Linked DNA regions of Homo sapiens: region 1 is linked to region 2. Evidence: read pairs that join two places in POLR2A ChIA-PET (ENCODE). Cell type or tissue: K562. All regions are shown on one strand. Each heading gives the region's core, and the rest is flanking DNA. Links, peaks and the distances in the headings are about the cores only.

Region 1 (15,024 bases), core at 2,508-10,507, 2.0 Mb before region 2:
CAGCTTTTGACCCTCTGCCACCCGGCCCCCAAGCTCTAGCTTATGTGTTCCGAAGTTGTGAGTCCTTCCATGCCGGGACACTGCTGAGCAGCCCCAGGGAGGGGCCAGGGTAGGGCAGGGAAGAGACGAGCCCCTCCGCATCCTCCTGGAGGGAACCTGACTGGGCTCTGGATGGAGAACAAAGCTGCCCAGACCTCCCCGCTGTACCAGATGCCAGGCAGGCCGGAGAGCGGGAGGACTGCCCGGGCCCACGCCCCACCCGGATGCCTCCCCCTCTCCCAGGACCTTTCCTTCTTCTAGCACCATGGGAGCCCTTGTGGCATCTGTGTTCTCAGCCTCCCTCAGGTCTGGCTCCTCCCCTATAGTGTCCAGTGAGGGGCTGGCCCGTGTCTCCCCTGGGGACTGGCATTGCTAGATGGCAGCAGGGGTCCTCGGCTCCAGCTCCTGTCATCCTCTGCCCACTCTCTCCAGGTGTATCCAGCCTAGGGGACAGCCAGGATGCAGTCAGCCAGGCTCTGTCAGACTCGTCACTGTTCGGGGGGAGGTGGAGGCTGGCGCCTTGGCCCCAGCAGGTCGGATTCCGTGTGCTTTCAGGGAGAGAAAGATGGGAGGGCAGGAGGCTGGCTCTGCAGGGCAGCCTGTGCTTCAGACACACAGCCACCGGCCTGGTGACCAGGGGACCCCACTAGGAGCGGGAAGGATGGACAAGACTGGGCTGGTGAGGCTGCTGGGTCTGCATGGAAATCTAGCATTGACTCATGGTCAACTAGGCAGAGCAGAGGAGTGGGCGGGAGCAAGAAAGCGCTTTCAGCTTATCATGGATGCGAAGCTGAAAAACGTGGCCACCTGGCTTTCTCCACTGCCTGTGGCCGGGAGCAGGGGTCAGGGCCTCAGTGCCAGGGAGGGGCCAGGGGCCTGCTGCCCCCTCCCTCCCAGCAGTCCACGGGGCCTCAGACTTGGGGCGGCTGAAAGTGCTGAGGGTCAGGCCCCTGGCCCAGGCCAGGTTCCTAAGAGGAAAGTCGAGTGGGAGGCTGGGGGCCTGGAAAACATGGGCGTGGCCCATGGTGTCCCGAGGTGGGGACGGGGCAGGGGTGCCCTGTCATGTGGCCCAGGAAATGGCCGCACTGTGCTCCTTGGCCTTCATGCGGAGGGCCGCGATGCTCGAGGTCTTGCGGTCCGGCTCGCCGTTGAGCTCGTAGCCATTGAGGCCTGGGCTGAGGCTGGCTGCTCCAAACAGGCTGCCCATGTGCGTCTGGCCCACGTGACTGCCAGCCCCAGACACACTCAGGAAGTCGGTGACGCTGCTGGCCCCAGAGCCAGGGGGGTGGGCATGAGGGGACATGCAGGCAGGCACCGGGTCGCAGGGGACCACGCAGGCTGGCACTGGTGAGGCAGCCCCGTTGTTGCCGAGCCAGGACGGGTTCTGAATCTGGGAGAGGAAGGGAGAGATGTCACCGGCTGGCGGGCAGGTGTGGTGTGGAAGGGGCTCGCCCCTTCCCCCAGAGCACCTCTCCCCTCACTGTCCATCCTTCCCATGAAGCCCCTCTTGAGTGTTTAGCCTTGATGGACATCCAGATACCCCTGTGGGGGTGGCTTTTACACCTTGGCATCTCTGTTCCCAGGGCCAGGCTAGCAGCAGAGGGAAATTCAGTTCTAAAGAGTGACCTCAGGCTTCATTAAGGGTCCAGTGGAAGGGTGACACCCCAGCACCCCCCAGCTGGCTTCCTATTTTTAGACTCAACTGTAGACTTGGCCTCCATCTGCGGATGGCAGCTGTGTCTCATTCACCTCCAGCTCCTCCCCAGGCCCCTCACATCCATAGGCACCTGAGCAAGGTGAGCAGACCTCAACTCGGAGAGCTTTGGCCTCGCAGGTTCCCTTGGGCCCCCACCAGTAGCAGGGAAGATGGAGGGGTTGGGTGAGGTGGGCGGCAGGGACCTAAACCTCTCAGAAACCAAGGGTCAGTGGCTGAGGTTCCAGGGCCTGAACTAGGAGGCTTCAGAACTAACTCAGGATGGAAGGGGCTGCCTCAGGAGTGGACAGCCAGATCTGAGACCGGACCTCCTCGTGCCAAAGGGGCGAGGGCATGTGCAGGGATGAGTTGGCCATCTTATCTTCCATCTGTGCCACTGGGCTTCCCTTCCCTCCCCAACGTTCACCTGGGGCTCCCATCTTCCTCTACCTTCTAGGCACGTATAAGGAGGTAGAATTAGGGTGTGGGGGAGACCCGGGAACCTCTCAGCTTATGCACACGGGATTCCTGGTAACCTCATGTGGGCTTCTGCTGGCCTGCCCTCCTGCATGTGTCTGGAGCACACTCGAGGGAGGCATTTTAAAGCAGGGAGAAAGAGCTCAGCCCCCATCCTGGAGGGAACCGCATTTCTCTCTGCGGTGCAGGGGAAGGGGGACCGGTTGGCCTCCATCACCCCCTCTCAGAAGAGGTCTGAGCACACACTATGTGGTGCTGTAGGTGAGGTGGGGGTAGGAGGGGTGAACAGGGCCCTGTGTTGGGTTCTCCCTCCAGCTGTGCGCTCAGGCAGCAGAGCTCAAAGCCAAGGAGGGAGCTAGAGTTCCATCCTGGGAGGACAGAGGGAGGCTGAGTTTAGGGAGGGAGAGGGGAGAAAGAGAATGGAAGAACATAGTGCGAGCTGATGCTGATGGTGCCTGTGTGAGACACCCCATATTCCTCAGCCTCACCTCCAGGCCTGTGCCCTGCCCTCCTGCCCCATGAATCCTGGGCTGGGGGAGAGGGAACAGAGGGCTGGTCTGGTTGGAGAGCCAGAGACCATTTGCTAGCACAGAACCAGGTCAGGGAGAAGTAAAGGAGGCAGGGGCGCCCGTGCTACTGGCTGGCTGCTGAGCAGGGCCAGGTTGGGAGCTGAGGTGGAGGCCATGCCAGAATGAGGCCTGAGCAGGTAGGGAGCAGCCGCTTCTGCTGGGCAGGCTGAGTGGGGGTCAGGAGAGGACTTGGACTTGGCCAAAAACACATCTCTCTAAGCATCCCATGTGCCTGATGTGACTCAATACTTCTCATCCCTTGCATCTCACACTAGAACAGGGGACTGGCTGACAGACACCTAGGGAAAATGCTCTGGGGGGAGGGGAGGACAGGGCCCCAGAAGCTGAGCACAGGCACACAAGCTTTTTGAAACTGTACAATTCACAAAATACTTTTGCATGATTGAATTTAGACCTTACAACTGCCTGACAACAGAGCTGAGCAGATGCTTTTACCATGTCCAAGGTACAGGTGAAGAAACTGAGGCTCAGAGATTTGAGACTTGCCTAAAGTGAGAAAGACCTGGAGCTGGAAAGATAACCTAAGTCCCCGGACTCAGAATCCCAAGCTCATTCCAACTTGGCCACGAGTCCTGGAGATTTCAGAGCTCGCTTTCTGAAGAGACCCTCCGAGCGGTATCTGAGGGCCTGGTGGCCTTCTGCCTGCCTTGGTTCCGATGCCCACAGCAAAAGTGGCCAAAGCTAGTGGAGGAAAGAGCCGTTCTCACTGCCCCAACCTTCCCTTCCCTAAAGTTCAGCCAAGCCTGGTTCAATGATTAGTTGGATAGATTAACCCTGGGCCTCCCACACTCTGGTATAAACAGGCACACCCCTGGAATGAGACGGAAGGGCAGCCTGGAGCCATAAGTCATCTCGGGGTGCCTGGGCTCTCCTCCAAGGGGCTCATTCTCAGAGCACCAGGGGCTGGGGATCGGTGGCGGCAGCTCAGGGCGGGACTTACCTGGGCGTAGTTCTCAGCTCGGGTGAGGAGGGGCAGCTCATATGCAGTGGAGAAGTGGGTTCGAACCTGCTGCATCTGCCCAAAACGCTCCCGCTTCCTCCACTTGGCCCTTCGGTTCTGGAACCAGACCTACAAGACGCGAAAAAGCCATTGTCACCAGGGTGAGATGCCCGCCTGGAGGCCTCACTTTCAGGCAGTGCAAACTGTTCCCTTGAGCCCCCCATCAGTTGCAGTGCGTTTGGGAAACGGTGCGGCCACACATAAATATCAACCTTGGTCTTTGTCCTCAAGAGCTGACAATCTAGAATCATCCACTCTGAGCTGGGAAGGTATCTTACCCCCACTAGCCATGGGCGTGATCCTGAGCCAGAACTTTTATTTTTCTAAGCTTGAGAATCTAGAGCAGCCAAGTGTCACCACCTATAAAACAAGTCACTGGTCATCTTAGCAGTCATCTAAGCAGACTCCTGTGGAGAAGCTGATAAAAGCTACAAATGCTCCTCCAGATGTGTTCTCCTAGACAATCACACACAGTTTTGCCACAGTTTTCCAAAAGGTTCATGGCTCTCTAAGGCTTATTGGTCCAGATTCACAATGCCTTCCTCCCTGCATCCTGTCTGCAGCCTTCTTGTTGGAGACAGTCTCCCAGCTCAGAACTCCCCTGTGTTAAAGGGAGAACAGGGGCTCTGCTGGGCAACAGAGGCAGTCAGGGAAGACTTCCTGGAGGAGGGACAGGAGCTGGGCCTTGAATGGTTGGCTGAAAGGAGGAAAGCCAAGGCCTAGGTTTAGAAACAGCAAGGCATACTCCAAAAACCTAAAGAGGTCAATTTGAAGGAAGCGGTGGGAGAGAAAGAAACAGAGTCAGATCGCAGGGGGCCTTGACTGCCAAGTGAAGGGTTTTTCCCTTGGTGCTGTCTGTAGAGGCAGTTGCTATAAAATCTTGTGTAGAAGCGTGGCCTGATGGTGAGAGGAAGTGGAGGCCAACCCGTCACTGAGCACAAGTGGATGGGATGTTGGCCTGATTGGGAGCCCAACGGGGGAGGGGAGGTCTCTGAGTCAGCTGTGAGCACTGGGGTTTTTGGTGACGGGGAGTATTGGGTCCTTTTCCTTTGCACGAGCATTTCTGGAAGGCTGAGAACTTTCCCAAGGCTCAAGAGCAAGAGCTGCCCTACCCCTGGCCCATGACTTAGGATCTGGAGAAGGGGTGATGGGGACGGGGTGGGTGAGAGAGGGAGAGTGAGGAGGGATCAGCTTCCAGGCCAGGAATGGCTTTAGGCTGATTCAGAGATGGACCGTGGTGCTCCTCAGAGGGAGGCCTCTGCCAGCTTGATGTGCACTTGTCTGCTGGCTTTGCAGACTCAGATGCAAGTGGGCACACCTCAGACAGCACGCTGCAGACCGGGAGAACAGAGCCATGACAATAGCCTCAGCTGCAGAGCCATAAGGAGCCTTGCCAGGCCCTTCCAGGCCCAGGCATCAAGAAAGCCAACTTTCCTGAGGTCCAGTCCCTGCTCTCCAGGTGGAAACATTTCTCCATCCATCACGACCAATGCAGCTGCTGAGCTAAATATAGGAGTCAGCTCTCAAAATTCCTCTGCCTCAGAGCCTTTGAGCTTCCTAGGAACCACTGCGAGGAGGGGAGAAGGAGGTGTGGACGTGCTTCCTCACAGACGCTGCCTGGCCTCTTTGGGCATCCAGTGTAGCTGGCCAATGGACAGGCTCATAGGAGCACTGGTATTGCCAAGGGCCTCAGTTTCTGCATGGCGAATGGTACCTCATAGTCGCAGCAGGGGAGATAGATGGGAAATGCAGTCCAAGAATGTTTAGAGTACTTCCCATTTGTTTCTTTACAGCTCCTGACCTTTCTCACTGTCTTTTGCTAGAGGAAAGAGGTCAAGGAAGATGGGGATGTATCTCATGTTACTGTGAGGAGGGTGGGGGTGAGCAGGGGTGTACATTATTATGTTTCTCCACTCCTGTACCAACTCACTTTCCCCTCCCTAATCCTAAGCATGTGTGTGCGTGCACGAGTGTACCCACTAGTGTGGCTACACGCACGTGCATGTGTGCACACACATTGACTGGGGGAGGAGAAGCCTCTTCCTTAGAAACGGACCCTCTCCCCAGTTTGGGGTCTCAGCCCCTGCCCTGGCCTCCCAGGGCCCCTTTTCCTCCAGGGATTCCTAGGGTCCAGGCCCTGGCTGCCCACTGGGAGCCAAGGACAGATGGGGTCTCCTCTCTGTGCTGCTGAAATGGGATCCCTCTTTATCAGTGGCCTGGGATGGGAGACTGGGGCCAGGATGAGAGAATGAATCAGAGGAGCTTGTTTTCATTTCATGTTTAATTTCCTGCAGGCTTAGCTCCGTCTTTCCGCTCCTTCCTCAGCCTCCCAGGGTTTTCTGTGGGGGAAGCTGGGGGGAGGGGAGAAGCCACTGGAGGCACGGAGAGAGATGGCTTCTCTTTTTCTTTTTGTCACTGTGACTGTTGGGGTTCTCCTTGTGTCTCTGTGGGTTCCAGGTCCCCATGGTGGGACTGTGGAAGTGGAAGATGTCCCTACAGGCTCTGGAACAGAGGATCCAGGGATGGGCGGGGAGGGACCCCGAAGAGGGAAGGAGGTGGCCAGCGCCTGGCAAAGGGGTCTAGAGTGGAGGGAGGAGCCATGTGGGGGAGTGGAATGTGGGGCGCGGGCTCGCTGGAGCTGAGTGTGAGGGAGGAGGAGATGTGGGTTATCTGGGGAAGACAGATGACCAGGCGGGGGAGAGGCCAGCAGAGCTAGCACCGTCTTTGGAACAGGAGTGGAAGAAGGTCAGGCTGAGGGATTTATTTGAGGGCTGAAGATGGAAATGGTGAGAGGCGGGTGAGCGACCGGTGGGAGCAGGGCTGCCCACCTCCTCCCTCCTTCTTCTCCTGTTCCTTTGTCCTGGGGCCTTACCCTGCGCACCCAGTTCTGGCTTTTCTGCCCAGATCCAGACATGAGCTAGGTGAGCCTGGCCGGTCCTCAATATCCTCCCCAGTAAATTGGAGGCAGCAAGGGTATCCTCACGACCCCTTCTATGCTCACATCTGCAGGTCCTGAGGCTTGGAGTGTCCATCCATTTCTGACCCCTGGCGCCCCAGGGGCTCCGAGAGCTCCCTTCCAGATGCCACACCAACCCCCACGCCCGTTCCTGTGCCTCCCAGCTCTGCACCGCAGGCCTGTCTCCACTGTGCAGCCCCAGGAGGACAGCCAACCACGAGGTCCCCACTGTTCTCCCGGTCTGAATGTCATACCTCAGGACCACCCCAGCCTGGGCCCACTCAGCACAGGCCTCTCCCGAGGACCGGGCTGTGCAAGGAACCAACTGTCTTGGCGGAGGCCTCGCTAACCGCAGCCCATCTGGGGCCAGGGCGGGGTGGCCCAGGGCGGGGAGGCCTCTGTCTTATTGTCTTCAGACACCAGCTGCAGAGATTGGAATCCCAGACAGCAGAGAGAGGCCCCTGCAGCCCCCTGGAGCAGGGCCAAACCCTAGGCTTCTTCCCAGGAAAAGTCCATCTTGGGGCCCCCATTGCCCCGTCCCTGTCCCCACCACCACTCTACGCCAGGCACCTGGCTTGCCACCAGCTGAGTATGGGCCCTGAACAAACACAGCAGAGGCAGGCAGGGGGTTCCATCACCACCCCCTTACCCCCCCAGGGCACTGCCAGGCTTAGGGCTCAACCCAGAGGTCTGACGCACATGAAGATCCCACCCACCCTGCTGCCTTTATACAAAGAAAAGCCTCTGAACAATCTGGCATGTGTCCTTGTACAGCAAACTAAAGTCAAAGAAGCACTAGGCTGCGACTCAGGAGTCCCGGATTCCAGTCGCAGTGCTGCTACTGAGTGGCTGCTGTTAACTTCAGGTTATGACTTCCCACCTATGGGCCTCTTCTTCCTCGTCTATCAAATGGGAAGATGGGGTGATCATTTCCAGCACTACCGTTCTATAGTTCTGTGGTCCTCCCACTAGGTGATAAGATATGCAGCACGTCAGAGTTTCCCTTTCTGCCTTGGCTGCCAGGAAGCTCCAAGTTGAAGTTTGTGCTCAATGGCAACCATGAACCTTAGCCTAAATTTTTTTTTACCACATTACCTCTGCATTTCATGCCATTGTTCTTGTTTTTAGATTGAACAAATAAATCTTTAATTGTAAGCTACCTCAACTCCATTTTGGAAGTAGGTATAAGTGTGTGTGTGTGCGCGCGCATGTGTGTGTGCAGAGAACACTCTGTTTTAGTTGTATGGTGGCAACTGAAAAATGCTCTGTGCGCCTTTGTTTTCATGTTTTGTACTCAAGGCGTCATTCTTCTTTCAGTACTTAGTGAATTCTACTCCCGGGCACTCCCATATATTTGTTAGGAAGCATGCATGCAACCCACATATGCAAACACAAATGTACACACATACTGCACAGAAAAGGAACAGGTTTATCCCACACCAACACAGCACCTACAGGGCTGTCCCATAACCAGCTATGCCCCTTTCTCTACCTACACCTGTGGGTCCTCCCCAATCCATTTGCTGGAGATCAGGCTAGATGCTAGGATTCCTGTCCAAACTCAGGCATGTAAGGTCATGTGAGTGGCTGGTTGTCCAAATTCAAGTGAGATCTGGGTGTGTGAGGGCTTCTGGATTCACAGGAAAGCCCCAGCTGCCCTGTCATCCTTCATCAAACATTCATTAGGCACTGGAGGGGAATAAAATGGCAGTCTTGCCAGGTGCAGTGGCTCATGCCTGTAATCCCAGCACTTTGGGAGGCTGAGGTGGTGGATCACCTGAGGTCAGGAGTTGAAGACCAGCCAACCAACATGGTGAAACCCCATCTCTATTAAATATACAAAAATTAGCCGGGTGTGGTGGTGCACACCTGTAATCCCAGCTACTCAGGAGGCTGAGGCAGGAGAATCGCTTGAACCCGGGAGGCAGAGGTTGCAGTGAGCCAAGATTGCACCACTGCACTCCAGCCTGGGCGACAGAACAAGACTCTGTCTAAAAAAAAAAAAGGCAGTCTGGGCTGGGCATGGTGGCTCACGCCTGTAATCTCAGCACTTTGGGAGACCAAAGCAGGTGCACCACTTGAGGTCATGAGTTCAAGACCAACCTGGCCAACATGGTGAAACCTCCATCTCTACCAAAAAATAAAAAAAATTAGCTGGGTGTAGTGGTGCATGCCTGTAGTCACAGCTACTTGGGAGGCTGAGGCATGAGAATCGCTTGAACCCAGGAGGTGGAGGCCGCAGTGAGCCAAGATCACACCACTGCACTCCAACCTGGGTGACACAGTGAGATCCTGTCTCAAAAAATAAAAAAATAAAAAAAAAATGGCAGGCTGCCCTCAGGGAACTTACAGCAACTCAACCGTGCAGCTCTTCAGCATCACTTCTGGTAGCTGCAGTTTCTGAACAGCTACATATTTACTGATAACCACTAGTCCTTTTCCACATTAGCCATTTTGGAAAAAAAGTTTGTAGACTCTATTAGAGATGCCTCTGCCTTCTTAAACAGAAAATGGTTGTAACTGATGAATCTTTTACTGATGCCTTAGAACAATGCTGCTGAAGATGCTTTCATGAGTTAATTCAAGAGTCCCTGGGGCCTGCTGAGGATTGCAGGGTTGGGGCATCTCTGTCCTAACATTGAAGGGCTCAGCCCACTGAGCTGCATGGCGCTTTGCTGATTAAAAAAAAAAAAAAAAAAAAGATTTCTCTTTGTTCTGAAGCTATTGATTTTTCTGGCCCACTGGAGAGGGAAAAACTGCTATGTGGCAACGTTTTATTTGCTATTTCCAACATGCTTTGGGTTGGAAAAGCGGACTGATTATGACATTTATTTTGTGTTAAATTGAAACTTAAACTTGAGTGTGTGAATTTTGTCACCTGTATTTTGGCTACTCATGGGTCTTTTCTTTCTTTCTGATCCTTTCTTTGCTGTGAATTCATGCTGGTCGGGGCAGATACAGCTCTCTGGACAAGGGTTGATTGATCCACGGATACTTATTTTTTAGACTTGATGCTCTGCGTTTGGCTTTCTCTAATTGGTGGGAATACAGTGATGAACAATCAGTGCTTGATCTCAAGGAAATCACAGTTTAGTAGGAGGGGACAAACAAGTAAAATAACGTAAGCCAGTCAACAATCCTGTAAAGAAGACAAAATAGGAGTTGGGCACAGTGTCTCATGCCTATAATCCCAGCAGTATGGGAGGCTGAGGTGAGGGATTACTTGAGGCCAGGAGTTTGAGACCAACATGGACAACAAAGCAAGACCCCATCTCTACAAAAAATAAAAAAACTTATCCCAGGCGTGGTGGTGTATGCCTGTGGTCCCAGCTACTCAGGAAACTGAGGCGGGAGGATCCATTGAGCCCACGAAGTTAAGGCTACAGTGAGCCATGATCACACCACTGTACTCCACGCTGGGTGACAGAGAGAGACCCAGTCTCTTTAAAAAAAATAAACAAAAATACCCAAAAGATAAAATGGGCCCAGGCATGGTGGCTCATGCCTATAATTCTAGCACTTTGGGAGGTTGAGGTGGGATGATCACTTTAGCCTAGGAGTTTGAGGCTGCAGTGAGCTATAATCATCTTATTGCACTCCAGCCTGGGTGATAGAATGAGACCCTGTCTCTAAAAAGAAAACAAAAAAAATTTAAAAAATTTTTAAGAAGATAAAATAGGACAGTGTAACAAAAGGTGAGCTGGTTTGCTTCTGTTGTGTTGGGTTGGGTTGAGTTCTATTGGGTTGTGTTGAGTGGGTTGAGTGTGTCAGGTTCCATTGTGTTGTGTTGTGTTAGGTTGAGTTCTGTTGGAATGTGTTATATTGGGTTGTGTTGTGTTGGAAGGGGCTGCATTAGGTTTAGTATGTTGAGTTCCATTGTGTTGTGTTGGGTTGAGTTGAGTTCTATTGGGTTGTGTTGTGTTGGGTTGGGTTGAGTTCTATTCGGTTGCACTGAGTTGAGTTGAGTGTGTCAGGTTCCATTGTGTTGTGTTGTGTTAGGTTGAGTTCCATTGGAATGTGTTATATTGGGTTGTGTTGTGTTGGAATGGGTTGAGTTGGGTTGAGTGTGTTCAGTTCCATTGTGTTGTGCTGGGTTGAGTTGAGTTCTATTGGGTTGTGTTGTGTTGGGTTGCACTGAGTTGGGTTGAGTGTGTTGAGTTCCACTGTGTTGTGTTGTGTTGAGTTGAGTTCTATTGGGTTGTGTTCTGTTGGGTTGCAATGAGTTGGGTTGAGTGTTGGGTTCCACTGTATTGTACTGGGTTGGGTGTTTTGGTTGTTGGCTGGTAATAGGGGGGCTACTGCTTTAGCCACAGTGGTCAGGAAGACTTCTCAGAGGAGGTATGAGTTGGGACTTGAAAAATGGAGGGGGATGCAGCCATCTAGGCAGAAGGAAGAGCTAAACTGTTCTCTGTTTCTGCCCACTGGGATGCTGTGGACATTGTCTTCATGTTTGTCCTGTTTCCTGTCTAAGAGATAGGCCTTCTAGAGCAGGGACAAGTAACCCTTCTCTGTGTGAAAGAGCCAGGACTCTTACACTGTGTAAAGCCCAGAAACAGCCAGCAGCAGCCTTCCTGCCCCTCTGCTGGAGGCCCTCCTTCCTTTGCAACCCCCCACCACAGTGCAGAAGCCCAATATTAAAGAGGATAAAAGCAGAGTCGCTCTAGTTGGGACAGGGGCATGAGGGGCAGGCTAGGAGCCCCCACTTTCAGGTTCTCAATGAACTGAGGAAAGGAAAGCCATGGTGTGGTTGGTGGGCAGTCAGGAGACCCCAACTGCAGCCAAGAGCCCAGGGACAGGCTCTGCTTTACCAGCCTCACTCCCAGGTGGCCCTCACTGACCTGCACGCGGGCCTCAGTGAGGTCTGTCCTCATGGCCAGCTGTTCCCGCGCATACACGTCTGGGTAGTGGGTCTTCTGGAAGACCTTCTCCAGCTCCTCCAGCTGGTAGCTGGTGAAGGTGGTCCGGTTCCGCCGCTTCTTGCCCTTGTTGCTCTCTGAGTCGGCCTTCTCCAATGGGCTGGGGAGGTCTGAGCTGGCCCGGTCCTGGGGCCCCTTCACCCCAGCCTCCTTGACACTCAGGTAGCTGCTGTCCATCCCCACAGTGTCAGAGTCAGGGGGTAACTCTGGCTCACCCAGGGAGCTCTCTTTAGCTGAGGGAGGAGGAAACAAAGTCAGAAACCAATGGTTGAACCAAACAAGAGAAGGGGAATGTCAGGGGGAGAGTGGGGCACTCGGGTAGCCACCCCCTGCCTTTTTCCTCTTAGAGCTCATTGGATGCGAGGTCCGGAGACTTGGCTTCTAATTCTGGCTTGCCATTAACTTGCTGTGTGACCTTGGGCAAATCTCTTCCCCAATCTGAGCCTCTTCACCATCATCTTAGACTAGGTCCCTTCCAGCAACAATGTTATGTGAACCTAAGGCAGCCAATCTGACCTCTGTGACCTTTAATCCCCACCTCACTGACCCTGAGCTCCTCTCTCTAGAGGGATTCCCTGCATCAGGACTTTTCTGGGGCCCGAGAATTCTGACCCCAGTGCCATGGCCTCCCTGGGTGGAAGGGAAACTCATTCAGCAGCCATGTCTGGCCCAGTGGGGCTTGGGGTGAGGAGGACCCAGGATTGAGGCAGACAGGAGTGCCCCTCCTTTCCTGGCCTAGTCCCACCAGGAGTTCAGCAGGAGCTGTGGAGACTCTGCCCCAAGAGTCCAGTGCTGAGGAGTCAACACCTCCTTCCCTGCCCCCCAACCCTGCACACTGGTCTCACCTATTGTTCAAGAGAAGGGTCTTTCTTCCTTGGGGGTGCATGGGATTGAGGCATGGGCCACATTTCCTGTTACAAGCAGCTCCTGCCCACTGTTTACTGAGGCTGCCCGGGCACCTTCATCCCCAGCACGCTGACCCCGGGCCTGGGTGGGTGTACATGAGCACAGCTCCCAGCCACTGCGTCTGGCAGATGGACCCCCCACCCACCGGCACATTCCTAGCTCAGGACTGCAAGGACGAGTCAACCCATACACATCAAGAAAGAAGAGGTGGAGGCTGGGGTGGGAGAGTGAGGCAAGAAGCCACTTTACCACCACACAGCCTGGTGAGCTTCCTAGGCAGACACACTCACCTCCTGGCAGAGGGTTTGGGACAACAGTCCCTACCTTTTTGGCACCAGGGACTGGTTTTGTGGAAGATAATTTTTTCCATGGGTGGAGAAGGTTGTGGTGGGGCATGGTTTGGGGATGAAACTGTTCCACCTCAAATCATCAGGCATCAGATTCTCTTAAGGAGCACGCAACCTAGATCCCTCACATGCATGGTTCACAGTAGGATTCACGCCTCTGTGAGAATCTAATGGCACCGCTGATCTGACAGGAGCCAGAACTTGCAGTAATGCTTGCTCACCTGCCGCTCACCTCCTGTGTGCGGCCCGGTTACTAACAGGCCATGGATCGGTACTGGTCCACAGCCTGGGGGCTAAGGACCCCTGGTTTAGGTCATGGACTCTTGATAGCCCCGCCATGAATCCTATGGCCATGACTCCCCAGCTGTGTGCTCAGGAGAGCTTACCTACCCGCTATGTGCCTCAGTTTCCCCCTCTATAAAATGGGGATGAAGATACTTCTAGGATCTTCCTCATAGGGTAGCTGTGGGAAATAAAGAGGCTAGTGTGCTAGCTATGTAGTTTTGCCATTATTGATATTCACATTTCTAGTCTGGACTTGCAAACCCACAGACCCTGTGAACATTAGAGGACTCCGACCCTGGAGAAGTCCTCCAAGCATGCAGGCCCTTGGGCACAGGAGCATGTGCAGGGCGTGCACAGATGCCTAGGGAAGGGCAGCCAACTGGGTGTCTGCAGATGTGGGTGTGAACTCCTCGAGAACTGTATTCCTTGTCTGTAACTTGGGGAAAAGGAACTTGTTGAGTGAAAGAACAAACACAATTAATAAGACGTTTGGGGAGCATTTGACACGACCTTTCACGTGCACGAGCTTTGATCATCACAACAAGCACGTGTGGTAGGTGTGAGCATCAGCCACTCTGACCCGCGGTTTCTTCTTCTGGAAATAGGTCCAAGCGATGGGCATTAAGTGTCAGAATGATGCCTCTAGTCCAGGTCTTCTGACTCCATCCAGATCCTGAGGGCTGAAGCTTCAGACTCGTCTCATTCCTGGCTTTCTGTGCACACTGGGGAAGCTGAGAGGGACATTTGGCCTGTGGCATTCTCGCCTCCCTCTCCAAGGCATCAAGGAAAGGGCATAGAGGTGAGTGCCCAGAGTAGGCCTGAAAGCAGCTTCAGGAGGCTGCTCCTGAGGGCCACTGGCAGTGCAGACGCCATGGGGGTGCACGACCGGCCCAGCGGCATCACGCATGACACCTGTGTGAGCCCAGGCACATGCAGACAGCCATGGCTTCAGTGACAACATTCTGCAAACTGCAGCTGGCAGCTGGGCCAAGAGCTTTCAGCAAAGATATTTATCTTCCTGGCAGACAAATACATTTTATGTTTTAGGTTTTTTTTTTTTTTTTTTAGAAACCCCACCCAGCCTCACAAAAATAACCATCCCTGTTTTGCAACTTCCTGGAAGCCAGATGAGGGGCTGAGGGAGGTGAGCACTGAGCCCTGAGCTCTGATCCCCAGGCCCCATCTCACAGCCCCATAGACGCTTGCTGGGGATTGGGACCACCCTGCACAGCAATGGGAGCTCCATGTTACAGGAACTGAGAGTTGGTATGGACCAGCCTGAACTCCTAGTTTTAACTGGGGGGAAACTGAGGCCAGAGAGAGAAGGGAACATGCCCCAATTCCGGACAGAGCACAGCCTCTCAGCTCCTGGCCTGCCCTCTACTCCCTCCCCTGCGGTCTTAGGCCTTATTCCCAGGGAGAGAGGTAGGGGCAGAAGGAACCCAGGGGCCTCATATGACCAAGGCGTCCTGCTCTGTCCATCTTGTGGGGGGCAGGACCAGCCCTTGAGGATGAGGGAGTGAGGATGCGGCCTGGGGGCAGCCTCTCAGCACTGAGCCAGCTCTTGGCCTTTCAGGGGAAGTGGCAGAAGGTCCAGTCTTCATGGTGACAAGTAAGGGTCCAGTTTTGCCCACCTCCAGCTGCCCACTGAGACCAAGTGAGCAGGCAGAGATAGAGGTGGCACAGGGTGTGCGAAGACCACCAGGCCAAGAGTTGGGAGCCCTGGCCTCGGCCCCCGCTCTTCTCAGGACTTCAGATGACCCATTTCATCTCTGGAGTCTCACCTACAAATAGGGAGAGCGGGGTAGTTGAGGG
Region 2 (15,024 bases), core at 2,547-10,546:
TGTTGCGTTTTACACTGCCTTGGCAATGAAAGTAATTGGATCCCTTTATAACCATTTTCCACTTCCTGGTTTGCTAAGTAGTTCAATGCTGTTGTCTATAGAAGATATAAATTGCCCCAAACTGGCCACATTGCAACTTTATGAAGTTCATAAAATACTTCTATTTGGAGGATGGGAGATGAGGAGAAGCTGCAAAGATGAAAATGACAATTTGTGGAATGGCAGAGTAGAAAGGGTGCCTGCGGTAGGCAGCCTCTAAGATGGTCCCCAATGATCCCTGCCTCCTGACGTTCACACCCTGGTGAAGTTCCCTCCCCTTAAGTGGGGCCTGGACCTAATGACTTCCTTCTAAGATGTAAAATACACGCTGGGGCTGGACGTGGTGGCACACACCTGTATCCAAGCACTTTGGGAGACTGAGGCGGGAGGATTGCTTGAACCCAGGAGTTCTACACCAGCCTGGGCAACATGGCGAGACCCCATCTCTACAAAAAAAATAAAATACAGGATAGGGCACAGTAGCTCACACCTGTAATCCCAGCACTTTGGGAGGCCACGTCTGGCAGATCGCTTGAGAGCTCAGGAGGTTGAGACCAGCCTGAACAACATAGTGAAACCCCATCTCTACAAAAAATACAAAAAATTGGCCAGGCGAGGTGGTGCACACCTGTAGTTCCAGCTACTTGGGAGGCTGGGGTGGGAGGATCACCTGAGCCTGGGGAGGTCGAGGCTGCAATGAGCCATGATCGTGCCACTGCACTCCAGCGGGTGACAGAGCAAGACTGTGTCTCCAAAAATAATAAAATAAAATAAAATAACAAAAATTTTTTAAAAAATGTAATGAGTAAAATACAGCAAAATTGATGGGATATTACTTCCAAGATGGGTCATAAAAAGATTTCTAGCCTAACTGCTCTTGCTCACTCTCTCATTTTCTCCCTCTATCTCCCCACCCCCTCTCTCTTTCGCTCTCTCTGATCATTCAGTCTGGGTAAAACTATGTCTTGAGCAGCCCTAGAGAGAAGCCCAAGTGCAAAGGAACTGAAGTTTCCTGCCCAAAGCCATGTGAGTGTGCCTGGAAAAGGAACCTCCTGCCCTAGTCAAGCCTCCAGAGACTGCAGTCCCAGCTAGGCCACCCCAAACTGCTGATCTTCATCAACTCTGTGATGTAATGATAAATACTTACTGCTTTAAGCTTCTACGTTTGGGGATGATTTAGTATACAGCAATTGTGGGGAGACCTAGGTATGAGTCCTGACTTTTCCACTTCCTTGCAAAATCACTTTGTATGAGTCCCTTAACCTCTCGTTATTTATTTATTTATGACAGAGTCTCGCTCTGTCACCCAGGCTGGAGTGCAATGGTGCGATCTCTGCTCACCGCAACCTCCGGCTCCCAGGTTCAAGTGATTCTCCTGCCTCAGCCTCCCAAGTAGTTGGGATTACAGGCACTCGCCATCATACCCAGATAATTTTTGTATTTTTAGTAGAGACTGGGTTTCACTTTGTTGGTCAGGCTGGTCTCGATCTCCTGACCTCAGGTAATCCACCCGTCTCAGTCTCCCAAAGTGCTGGGATTACAGGTGTGAGCCACTGTACCCAGCCCCTTAATCTCTCTTAATTACTCCTGTTTCTTCATCTGTACAATGGGGATAATAACCATACCTAACCCCACAGAGTTCCATGGGCTTCAAGAAGGAAACTAGCTTTAAATGATCGTTAGGCATTAGATATTTTTATCTACACTATCTCATTTTTTTCATATTTCAAAGGAAAAAAGAATGCATGGAAAGTGTCTAGTAAATTGGAGCACCATGCTAGTATTCTTAGAGCCAATTCATTCTATGATTTATTAAAACATTGTTTAACCAAATATCAATCTTGGATCAACTTTAAATAAACCATATGTCTTTAAGAACCGATGGGTTTTAATTAGTTTCTTAATTAGCATGTGAGAAGTTTGCAAACCTATTGGGTTTGCTATCAAAATCAGAAGAATAACCTTTATATGATTCTCACATGAGGAGCCAGGGCCGAGGCGCCCAGGACCCTCAAGTTAATATGACCCAAGCTCAACTCTCTCTGATAAGCCCCTAATCAGGAAGGCTGAGCCTTATTAACAACACCACTCTCCTCCTGCTCCACCAACCTGGGAACCTCCAAGTCATCCCCCCAGAATCCTCTCCTTCCACTCTTCACCCCCACTCTTGTCATCAAATCCTGTGATTCTAATTCAGGGACATTTTTTCCCCACCACCACCCTGCCACTGTTTTAGTTCAGACTAATTGCCTTCACATTTAATCATTAATCAAGTATCTATTGACAGTGCGTGATGCTTCAAAAGTTGGGCTCTGCAGGCCGGGTGCGGTGGCTCATGCCTGTAATCCCAGCACTTTGGGAGGCCGAGGCAGGCGGATCACGAGGGCAGGAGATCAAGACCATCCTAGCTAACACAGTGAAACCCTGTCTCTACTAAAAATACAAAAAAAATTTAGCAGGGTGTGGTGGCAGGCGCCTGTAGTCCCAGCTACTCGGGAGGCTGAGGCAGGAGAATGGCGTGAACCCGGGAGGCGGAGTTTGCAGTGAGCTGAGATTGCACCACTGCACTCCAGCCTGGGTGACAGAGCAAGACTCCATCTCAAAACAAAACAAAAGAAAGTGAGCTCTGCATGGGAATACAGTAGTTAATCAGGCCCCCTGTCTTCAAGGAACTAACACGTTTCCTCATTCAGTTTTGCAAAATTCAGCTGAACTAGATTGATAGTTATGAGTAGGCTGCCTTGGGCTAAGTCTTGGCCTTTCCACTTACTGTGTGTCCTTGGACAAGTTACCTAAAGTCTCTGTACTTCGGTTTTGTCACTTGCAAAACAGGGATAATAATAGTACCTATGTCACAAGGATTAAGAGAGTTAAAATATGTTTAAATGCTTAGAATAGTGTCTGGCAATCAAAAAATGTTAGCCATTGCTATTTTTGGACCATAACCTGTTTTCTCTCTGTAGGCCAAACCATCCCTTCCAGAGGCGCCTGACTCTTCTTCCTAAAGAACCATTTAGCCATGTCATTTCCCTAACAAACGTCACTAACGTATGTCTTAGCATGGCCCATCTGTCTCTGGCCCTAGGCCTCCACCCTAACCCCATCCTTTCCCCAACACTCCACTGAATGTGTCTCACCCTTGCCAAAACATGCCACTCTGAGCCTAATCATGTGTCTTTGTGCCAAGACAAATGAGGCATTAAAGAGAAGACAGACTTGTGGCCGGGCGCAGTGGCTCACGCCTGTAATCCCAGCACTTTGGGAGGCCGAGGCGGGCGGATCACGAGGTCAGGAAATCAAGACCAACCTGGTTAACGGGGTGAAACCCCGTCTCTACTAAAAATACAAAAAATTAGCCAGACGCGGTAGCGGGCGCCTGTAGTCCCAGCTACTAGGGAGGCTGAGGCAAGAGAGTGGCGTGAACCCGGGAGGCGGAGCTTGCAGTGAGCCGAGATAGTGCCACTGCAGTCCGGCCTGGGCGAAAGAGCGAGACTCTGTCTCAAAAAAAAAAAGAGAGAGAAGACAGACTTGTTCAAGGGATGACAAGACAGAGCCCAAGATGGCGGCTGGACGCTCCCCTTCTCTTTCAGGCTCTGTAAGGAGTGGCTACTGCAAGAGACAAAACAGGCTGGGACTTCACTACTCTATGGCAATGGGTAGCACAGGTCTTAAAATGGCGGAAATGTTTGCTACCAGGAAATATCAGATGGGAAGAAAAGGAATTAGACCTTGTTCTTATCTTGCTTGGGAGCATAGAACTGCCCCTGCTGTCATCAGGGAAAGAGAAGAAAGGAAGAAAGAAAGAGCTTGAGCTTCAGAGTAAGTGAGACCTGTGTCCAAATCCTGGCTCTACCTCTAGCTAAACAAGCACTGTAACCTCAGTTTCTTTGGCTAGAAAATGGGACTAAGAACGGTTACTTTGTGGAGTTGATGTGAGAATTGGATGAGAAAACTTATGTGAAACGTACGCAGCACACCACAGGCTCCAGATAAGATATTACCTTCCCATTTTCTCATGCCCTGTTGTCCATGCTGTTGAAATATCCCAGCTAACCTCATCCTGTCTGCCTGGTGAACTCCTACTTGATCTTCAAGTCCTAGTTCAACGTCACTTGCCAGAGGAGCCTTTCCTGGCTTTCTGGGGCATAGTTTGTCACTCCTGCCACTATCTCCTCCTGGACTGGGAACTCCTGCAGAGCAGGAATAACAACTGAAACAACCTTTGCATCCTCAGAGCCTAGCATCATTCAAAAATAAATATCTGGGCTGGGTGCAGTGGCTCACGCCTGTAATCCCAGCACTTTGGGAGGCTGAGGCAGGAGGATCACTTGAGCCCAGAAGTTCAAGACCAGCCTGGGCAACATAGTGAGACCCTGTCTCTAAAATAAATAAATGGGCCGGGTATGGTGGCTCACGCTTGTAATACCAGCACTTTTGGAGGCCAAGACGGATGGATCACTTGAGGTCAGGAATTCAAGACTAGCCTGGCCAACATGGCGAAACCCTGTCTCTACTAAACAAAAAGTAGCTGGTTGTGGTGGCGTGTGCCTGTAATCCCAGCTACTCAGGAGGCTAAGCCAAGAGAATTGCTTAAACCCAGGAGGTGGAGGTTGCAGTGAGCCGAGATCGCACCACTGCACTCTAGCCTGGGCAACAGAGCAAGACTCCATCCCCCAAAAAATAAAAAATAAAAATAATTAAAAATAAATAATATAAAATAAATAAAAATTAAAAAAAGAAAAAATAAATATCTGTTGGGTAGCGTCCTACGATTTCCATGTAAAAATAAAGGATTCTTAAGTGCTTTAAAATATTTCTTATTACAGCATTATTTGTAATAGAGAAACTTTGGAAGCAACATAAATGTCTAATAATTAGGGGTTAAGTAAATTATGGTTTGTCCTCATAATGTAATGTATGCTGCCATGAAAATCACGTTATAGAAATGTGCTGTTGGCATTTCTCAATATACATTATGGGGAAAGAAGCAGGTTTCAACGCAGTACTATGTACAGAATGATCCTGTTTTGTGATAAAAATATAAATGTTTATGTATGCATAACAAGGTCTGGAAGGACCCAGTGGTTGTCTCTGGGTGGGTGGAATTTGCATGTTTCTTTTCCTTCCTTATGCTTATATGTATTTTGTGATTTTTCTATAATGAGCATAAATTACTTTTGTAGTAAGAAAAAAAAAATTTAAACTACCAAAAATTGTTTTTCTGATTGTAATACATTTTCATTGTAGAAAATTTGAAAACTATGAAAACTATAAAAAATAAAAGATAATTATGCATGTTGTTCCACCTAGAGAGCCTGTTAACATTTTAGTATAATTCTTTCTAGTCTTTTTTTAAAAAAAAATGCATGTATGAATTTTTTAAACTACTTGAGATCAAACTGATCTATAGCTTAAGATCCTGCAATTTTTTATTACATTGTGAATATTTTCCAAAGCTATTACAAATTGTAAATATTAGATGTCTCACAAAGGACTGGAAAAATCAGCTATCCTGGGGAGAAAAAAATAGAAGAATCAAAAAGAGGGTTCCTGGCCTCCCAAATACAGCACAAGGCATTTTAACGTCTTCTCTAGCCCTAGAGAGGGCTTATATTGTATAAAACACTTTAAAATATTCCATATTAGCAATTTTAATGGTAAATTTTTTGAAAGGGCTTTTTATAATTTTGCTATTGAATTTGGCTAAACATACTCATTTAATTTACAACTGGCAAACAACTCACTGAATTTACAATTGGCTATAATTTCTCAGTAATTATTGTGCCTATTTGGGAACTCGGGGAAAATTGAGAAAAATCCAACCTACGAATTGTTTTCAAATATAAAGAAACACAATATTTAACAATTAATGCAATTAACACAATGTTACATTGTATAGTTTTTAATTAAACTTTTTTATTTTTACAGTTTTCATAGTTTGGAACCAATAACTCTTTTCAGATCTAGGACTTGGGCTGTGTCTCCCCTGACTCGTGGAGAGAACATCCTGCTTTCACTACAGGGCAGCCATGGCAGAAAACACCAGAAACTTCCAGCAGGGGTGGGAGCCACTTCAAAGGCTAGCAATAAGGAAAGCCAATTTATTCAGCAGAGTTGGTTTTTCTGTGCCAACCTCCAAATAGAAAGTGGGAAGGTTTGGACAGGGAATTCCTGCTCCAGAAAGTTTTCGCTTCTCAAGTACAGAAGTAAAACTGGGGAGAAGGAGGGAGAGGCAGAAAAGGAAAAACAGGAAGGAGAAAGGAGAGAAAAGGCTAGAGAAGGAAGGAAGGAAAGGAAGCAGGGAAGCTACCTATCATTCATTCATTGCTTATTATGTACCAGGCACTAAGCTAAGAACTATACACATTGTATCTCTTTCAGCACTCACTAGAACCCTATGAGAGGAGACTGTTGTCACTCCTATTTTACAGATAAGGCTCCAGAGGATCAGAAAGGTTAAGTCATTGGCCTAGGGTCACACAGCTTAAAAGCGACAGAGCTGGCCCAAGGCTGTCCAACACCAGGACCACTACATTAACCCTTATACCATACGGCCTCCCCAAACATGCTTGCCCTGTCTGTCCCGCCTCCTAGTCCCAGAATAACAGAATTTAAAGCTGGAGGAGACCTTTGACATCAGCTTTCAGTCTCTACCTTAACTGAAGCAGGCTCACAGGAAGAACTTTGTCCCCTGTCTGCATCCTGCTGAACAACGCACTTCCACCCTGTCTCACGTCCTTACATCCCCAGGGCCACTGTGCCTGGCCCAGAAAATGTGCTTAGTAGGTGTTTGCTGAATTAATGAATTAAATAAATCTCTCGTTTTGCTGAGAAGGAAGGCCAGAGAAGGAAATTTGGGGACCACACACCGGGGGTAACTTGCTTAAGGTCATCAACAAAGTAGCAATGACAGACTTTAGTTTAGAATCTGGGCCAATGCTTGTTTCACCTGAATTCGCACTGTTTCACCTGAATTTGCATAGGGCTTTTCACCTTACATTATCTCATTTGGTCCTCATAACCACCACGTGATTATTACCATATGTCATCCAACCTAAGGCCATCAATGGGACATACCACTGTTTTCTTCAACAATAGGAAAGAGAAAAACACTGCCAGATATCGTTGGGAGACACCATCAATTGTAAGAGGCATCCCTACCAAGTGGGAAAAAAAAACGTGTGGTGTTATCCACATTTTGCAGATGTGGGAACAAAGGCTCTCAGAAATGAAGAGGCGTGTCCCAGACATAAAGCAATTAAGAGTCAGATGTGTGTGATTCAAGCTAGTCCTGGGCTCCCTCAAAAACTGTACCTTAAGCCGGGCGCAGTGGCTCACGCCTGTAATCCCAGCACTTTGGGAGGCTGAGGCGGGTGGATCACCTGAGGTCGGGAGTTCAAGACCAGCCTGACCAACATGGAGAAACCCCGTCTTTACTAAAAATACAAAATTAGCCGGGGTGGTGGTGCATGCCTGTAATCCCAGGTACTCAGGAGGCTGAGGCAGGAGAATCAATTGAACCCAGGAGGCGGAGGTTGCAGTGAGCCGAGATCGCGCCATTGCACTCCAGCCTGGGCAACAAGAGAGAAACTCTGTCTCAAAAAAAAAAAAAAAAAAACCAACTGTACCTTAAGGCACTGTGATCTGATGCCTTTTTGTTGTTGTTTGAGACAGGATCTTGCTGTGTCACCCAGGCTGGAGTGCAGTGGTGCTATCTCAGCCCATGGCAGCCTCGACCTCCCAGGCTCAAGTGATCCTCTTACCTCAGCCTCCTGAGTAGCTGTGACTATAGGCATGCACCACCACGCCCAGCTAATTTTTGTATTTTTGGTAGAGATGGGGTCACGCCGTGTTGCCCAGCCTGGTCTGGAACTCCTGAGCTCAAGCAATCTGCCCACCTCGGCCTCCCAAAGTGCTGGAATTATAGGCATGGGCCAGTATGCCTGGCTTGATGGTTTGTTTTTTTAAAAAAATTATTGGCCGGGCGTGGTGCAGTGAGGGAAGATTGCACCACTGCACTCCAGCCTGGGTGACGCAGTGAGACCCTGCCTCAAAGAAAAAAAAATTATTGTTCTGCTTCTTAAATGATCATCCTACAGGATGATAAACACCATGTCTGAGAGCGAGGTCCGTGGTCTCCACTTCACAGCCGTTTTCCGAGTACCTTGCACAATGTCAGGAACAGAGCAAGCCTCAAAACAATATCTAAGAAATGTACAGGAAAGAGTGGGGAGGTCACACCGTGAGGCACCTTATAGATCCGAGAAACATGGGCCTGAGTTAGAAGTCACCGACCGTGGGCCCAGCATGGTGGCTCACGCCTGTAATCCCAGCATTCTGGGAGGCCAAGGCAGGCAGATCACCTGAGGTCAGGAGTTTGAGAACAGCCTGGCCAATATGGCAAAACCCTGTCTCTACTAAAAATACAAAAAAATTAGCTGGGCGTGGTGGCGCGCATCTGTAGTCCCAACTACTTGGGAGGCTGAGGCAGGAGAATCGCTTGAACCTGGGAGGTGGAGGTTGCAGTGAGCCAATATCACACCATTGCACTCCAGCCTGGGCGACAGATCGAGACTCCATCTCAATTAAAAGGAAAAAAAAGTCATCAACTGTGGATGTTTCCATGTTGCTGACACCAGGCGAGGTAAAGGTAAGTGCAGAATGGGCCGTGTATTTAATCCCACCCTGGCCAGCTACTAGCTATGTGACTTCAGAGGAGTATTGTAACTCTTTGAGTCTCTGTTTCCTGCCAGTAAACTGTGGATAATGCGGTACTCCCTATCTCATGGGACTGTGAGAATTAAACGAGAATGTAAAAGCTAAGAGCTTGGCACATGGCAAACACTCAATCACAGCTAAAGCCAGGTAGAGGAGAAATGTTTGTCTTCCATCATCGCAAACGAAACCAAACTGGCTGGGCATTGGGGGATTTTGTGATCCAGAGCCCTCAGTCTCAGACTGGTCATAGAAACAGGCTGTCCTGCAGCAGAAGACTCCTTTCCCACCCCTATCACTAGCAGCTTTCTAAAGATCAAATACACAAGAAATGACAGTTGGGAAATAACCATACACACCAATCTAATTAATAGAATCATAAACATTTACCTCGATCCACCTAGGCAAAAATGTTTAAAACTCTGGATAGAATAGATGATTTTCTAGGGAAATAGAAAATATTACAACTAATTCCAAAAGAGTTTTTTAAAACACACGCACCAAAAAAGAAACCTACCAAATACTGTAGAATAAATTGAGAATATTTTCAAAGAGCAATACCCAAAAAAAGTGTCAGGTCCAGATGGTTTCATGGGTGAATTCTACCTGCTATTTAAATTGTTCCAGAGCAAAGAGAAAGCAGGAAAATTTCCAAATTCTTTTTATGAAGCCAGCACAACGCTGTATGTAACCTGACAAGAGAGCACCATAGAAAAAAAGGCTCAGTAAATCTGTAAATGCTGGAAGCATTTCCCAGAGTCAAGAGCAAAATGAGAATTTCTACTCACACCACTAACAATGTTAAACGTAACATTATTCTGGAAGTGCTGGCCTATACTATACAGTGAGACAACCGAAAGAAGCAAGATGTAGGAAAACAGGAAAGGAGAAAGACAAATTATCATCTTTAGATGATATGACTGTAAACCTCTAACTCAAGGTAATTCAGGAATTCACAATGAAATAATTAGATGTCAATTATCAATAAAATAAGATGACTGTTTATATGACTGATATACAAAAGTTAGTACCTTTCTTACATGCAATCAACCAGTTAGGAAATATTTTAAAAGTTTCCATTCATATGAGTGATGACACAAAACACAACCAATACAAATGTGCTAAATGGGCCGGGCACAGTGGCTCACGCCTGTAATCCCAGCACTTTGGGAGGCCGAGGCAGGTAGATCACCTGAGGTCAGGAGTTCGAGACCAGCCTGACCAACATGGTGAAACCCCATTCCTCCTAAAAACACGAAAATTAGCTGGACATGGTGGTGGGTGCCTGTAATCCCAGCTACTGGGGAGGCTGAGGCAGGAGAATCAATCGCTTTAACCCAGGAGGTGGAGGTTGCAGTGAGCAAAGATCACGCCACTGCACTCCAGCCTGGGCGACAGAGCGAAACTCCATCTCAAAAAAAAAAAAAAAAAAGATGTGCTAAATGTATAAGAGGAGTGTCTTAGCAGGAGGATTGCTTGAGCCCAGGAGTTAGAGGCTGCAGTGAGCTATGATCGCGACACTGCACTTCAGCCTGGGTGACAGAGCAAGACCCTGTCTCCAAAAAAAAAAAAAAGGAAGAGGAATGCCTTTGAATGCTGCTGAGGGACTTGATAGTCCGAATAAATGGAAAGACATATCCTGCTTCTGAATAGGAGGATGTACTATTGTAAAGATGTCGGTTTCACAAATCATGGTATTTACAATGATTCCAATTTTTAAAACATGCTAAACGAATTGCTTTTGGAACCAGATAGGCTGATTCTAAAGTTCACATGGAAAAATAAGCATGCAAGAATAGCCAGGAAAAAAATATGGGGGTGGGGAGGGAAAGACAGTGAGGATAGACTACCTACTGAACATTGAAACATACTGTAGTTTCTTAGATATGACACCAAAACCATAAACAACAAAAAAAAATAGATAAATTGAATTTCATCAAAGTTAAAAACTCTTGTGCCTCAAAGGATACCATCAAGAAAGTGAAAACACATACTCATAAAATGGGAGAAAATATTTCCAAGTCCTATATCTGATAAGGAGCTACTATTCAGAATATAAAAAGAACTCTTATAATTTAGCCACAAAAAGACAACCCACTTTTAAAATGGGCAAAGAGTTTGAATAGACTTTTGTCTAAGTAAGGTATACAAATGGCAATAAGCACAGGAAAAAAATGCTCCACATCATTAGTCATTAGAAAATACCCATCAAAACTACAATGAGATACCACTTCACACCTATAAGGAGGCTAGAATCAAAGGGACAAACATTCCCAAGTGTTGGGGAGGATATGGAGAAACTGAAACCCTCATGCATTGCTGTTAAGAATGTAAAACAGCCAGGGGCACAGTGGCTGACACCTGTAATCCCAGCGCTTTGGGACACTGAAGTGGGTGGATCACCTGAGGTCATGAGTTCAAGACCAGCCTGGGCAACATGGTGAACCCCTATCTCTACTAAAAATACAAAAATTAGCCAGGCATGGTGATACATGCCTGTAATCCCAGCTACTCAAGAGGCCGAGGCACGAGAATTGCTTGAACCTGGGAGGTGGGGGTTGCAGTGAGCTATGATCATGCCACTGTACTCCAGCCTGGGCAACAGAGCGAGACTCTGTCTCAAAAAAAAGGCAAAAAGAAAAACAGCCAAGGGCGTGGTGGCTCACGCCTGTAATCCCAACACTTTGGGAGGATGAAGTAGGCAGATTGCTTGAGCCCAGGAGTTTGAGACCACCTTGGGCAACATAACGAAACCCATCTCTACAAAAAAAATTTTTTAAATAGCCTGGCGTGGTGGCAGGTGCCTGTAGTCCCAGCTACCCAGGAGGCTGAGGTGGGAGGCTCAAAGCAGTGAGGCATGATCACACCACTCCAGCCTGGGTGACAGAGCAAGATCTTGTCTCAAAAACAAAAAAGAAAAAGAGAATGTAAAACATGCACTACTTTGGAAAACAGTCTGGCAATCGTTGGTTCTTCAAAATGTTAAACATAGAGGATAGGTGTGGTGGCTCACACCTATAATCTCAGTGCTTTTAGGAGGCCGAGGCAGGCGGATCACTTGGGGTCAGGAATTCGAGACCAGCCTGGTCAACGTGGTGAAACCCCATCTCTACTAAAAATACAAAAATTACCTAGGTGTGGTGGCACACGGCTGTAATCCCAGCTACTCAGCAGGCTGAGGCATGAAAATCGCTTGAACCCAGGAGGCAGAAGTTGCAGTGAACCAAGATTGCACCACTGCACTCCAGCCTGGGCGACAGAGGTAGACTCCGTCTCAAAAAAAAAAAAAAAAAAAAAAAAAAGAGTCATTATATGACCCAGCAATTTTATATGTATATATGTATACATATAAATATGTATGTGTGTAGATAGATAGATAGACAGATATTCTCCAAGAGATTTGAAAATATATGGTCCACACAAAAAATGTACATTAATGTTCAACAGCAGCATGAGTCATAATAGCGAAAAAGTGGAAACAACCCCGATGTCCATCAGTTGATAAATGGAGAGGCAAAATGTGGTATAACATGGTAGGATCTATACAATGGAATATCAAGTAGCAATAAGAAGGAATGAAGTACTGACTCATGCTACCACATGGATGAGCCCTGAAAATATTACACTAAGTGAAAGAAGCCAGTCACAAAAAGCCACGTGTGGTATGATTCCCCTTTTTTTTTTTTTTTTTTTTGAGACGGAGTCTCGCTCTGTCGCCCAGGCTGGAGTGCAGTGGCGCGATCTCGGCTCACTGCAAGCTCCGCCTCCCGGGTTCACGCCATTCTCCTGCCTCAGCCTCCCGAGTAGCTGGGACCACAGGCGCCCGCCACGACGCCCGGCTAATTTTTTGTATTTTTTAGTAGAGACAGGTTTTCACCGTGTTAGCCAGGATGGTCTCGATCTCCTGACCTTGTGCTCCCAAAGTGCTGGGGTTACAGGCATGAGCCACCGCGCCCGGCTGATTCTCCTTTTACCAAATACCCAGAAAAGGCAAATCTGTAGAAACCAAAAGTAGAATCGTGGGTGCCAGGGGCTGTGGAGGGAATGGGAAGTGACTGCTAATGGGTATCGCGTTTTTATATGAGATGATGAAAATGTTGTGAAATTAGATCGTGGTAATAGTTACGCAACTTTGTGAATATACTGAAAAACACTGAATCGTATACTTAAAGGGGTGAATTTTATATTTTATAATATGTGGATTATATCCCAATAAAGCTGGGTATTTTTTTTGTTTTTGTTTTTGTTTTTTTTTTGAGACGGAGTCTCGCTCTGTCGCCAGGCTGGAGCGCAGTGGTGCGATCTTGGCTCACTGCAATCTCTGACTCCCAGGTTCAAGAGATTCTCCTGCCTCAGCCTCCTGAGTAGCTGGGATTACAGGCACATGCCACCACGCCCAGCTAATTTTTGTATTTTTAGTAGAGACGGGGTTTCACCATGTTGGCCAGGATGGTCTCGATTTCTTGACCTCGTGATCTGCCCGTCTTGGCCTCCCAAAGTGCTGGGATTACAGGCGTGAGCCTCCGCTCCCGGCTAATAAAGCTGTTATTTTTTAAGACATAATATAAAACTTTGGTAAGCAAAACAGCACAAAAGACCAGAATAGATGCAATTACTGACCAGAATTTTGTACATAATAAAAGTGGCATTTCAAGTAAGAGGAAAGATTTATTATTCTGAAAATTATATCGAAACATTCCTTGATAAGTTATCCATGGGGGAAGGTGGTATTTGGAACCTTAATCTGCTCCTTTCAGATGAATGAAGGACTTAAATGTAAAAAGTAAAACTATAAAAATGCTAGGATAAACAGGTGAGTTTTATAAAATCTCAGAGTGGGAAAGACAAAACACAAAGAACCCCAAAGAAAAAAAAATGCATAAATTTGACTTATAAATGTTTCAAATTTCTACATGGAAAAAAAAGACAAATAGCAAACTGAAAAAAAATTATAAAAATATGACCTCATTTTTACAAACTTTCAGTTTCCTTATTATATAAAAATGCTGCATGTATCCCTAAGAAAAAACAAACCAAAAGAAAAATAAACCTAAACAGACCATTTCTAGAAATAAAAATAAAAATATGAAAAGATGTCCAACTTCATTCGTAATTAATGCTTATTAAAACAACAACTAGATACCATTTTTCATCTATCAGATTGGCCAAAATAAAACAAGTCTGCTAAAAAAGTGCATGTTCAAAAATGTGAAAAAAAGGGCTGGGCGTGGTGGCTTACGCCTATAATCCCAGCACTTTGGGAGGCCAAGGCAGGCGGATCACTTGAGGTCAGGAGTTCAAGACCATCTGGCCAACATGGCGAAACCCCGTCTCTACCAAAGATACAAAAATTAGCTGGGAGTGGAGGTGCACACCTGTAATCCCAGCTACTTGGGAGTCTGAGGCAGAAGAATCGCTGGAACCCGGGAGGCAGAGGTTGCAGTGAGCTGAGATTGTGCCACAGCACTCCAGCCTGGGTGACAAAGCAAGACTCCATCTCAAAAAAAAAAGAAAAAAGAAAAGAAAAGTGAAGAGAAAAAAAACTGGCCCCACTGTTGAAAATTTAGGTCCACACAAAAATCTGCATGGAGATGTTCATAGCAGCTATATTCATCATTGCTTAATCCTGGAAACAACCAAGATGTCTTTCAGTAGGTTACTGGATTAAAAAACTATGGTCATCCAGACAATGGAATATTATTCAGTGCTAAAAAGAAACGAACTAACAAGCCACAAAAAGAGTAACCTTAAATGCACATTGATAAGTGAAAGAAGCCTATCTTTTTTTTTTTTTTTTTTTTTTTTGAGACGGAGTCTCGCTGTCGCCCAGACTGGGGTGCAGTGGCACAATCTCGGCTCACTGCAAGCTCCGCCTCCCAGGTTCGTGCCATTCTCCTGCCTCAGCCTCCGGAGTAGCTGGGACTACAGGCTCCCGCCACCGCGCCCGGCTAATTTTTTGTATTTTTTAGTAGAGACGGGGTTTCACTGTGTTAGCCAGGATGGTCTCGATATCCTGACCTTGTGATCCGCCCGCCTCGGCCTCCCAAAGTGCTGGGATTACAGGCGTGAGCCACTGCGCCCGGCTAGAAAAAAAAAAGCTATATTCTGTATAATTCCAAATATATGACATTGTGGAAAAGACAAAAGTATGAAGACAATAAAAAAATCTGTTATTGGCAGGGAGCGGAAGCACACGCCTGTAATCCCAGCACTTTGGAAGGCCAAGGCGGGCGGATCACGAGGTCAAGAGATGGAGACCATCCTGGCCAA

Evidence for each region. Peaks named below come from ENCODE experiments on the same cell type or tissue, not always from the same donor. Only the 100,000 strongest peaks of a DNase experiment are listed, where the experiment ranks them.
Region 1: POLR2A ChIA-PET joins it to region 2 with 7 read pairs; 1 of 35 experiments calls an interaction of 5 or more read pairs at or near these places.

The regions. Positions count from the first base shown.
Region 1 is chr11:44,263,755-44,278,778 of GRCh38, forward strand. ALX4 (ALX homeobox 4) reads right to left here. Exons shown (of 4, transcript NM_021926.4): 2 at 11,594-11,904; 3 at 3,740-3,868; 4 at 1-1,429. The coding sequence ends at 1,100. Among named protein-coding and RNA genes, the nearest start is that of ALX4, 39 kb to the right of the region's middle. RefSeq lists an enhancer at 4,623-8,460 and a silencer at 13,804-14,121. In K562, for the core only: no CTCF peak of the experiment used is centred there; DNase peaks (open chromatin) are centred at 4,147, 4,757, 6,487, 7,137 and 1 weaker place; H3K4me3 peaks cover 352 bases.
Region 2 is chr11:46,216,596-46,231,619 of GRCh38, forward strand. LINC02710 (long intergenic non-protein coding RNA 2710) reads right to left here and starts at 3,065. Exons shown (of 3, transcript NR_183776.1): 1 at 2,986-3,065. In K562, for the core only: no CTCF peak of the experiment used is centred there; DNase peaks (open chromatin) are centred at 6,076 and 6,435.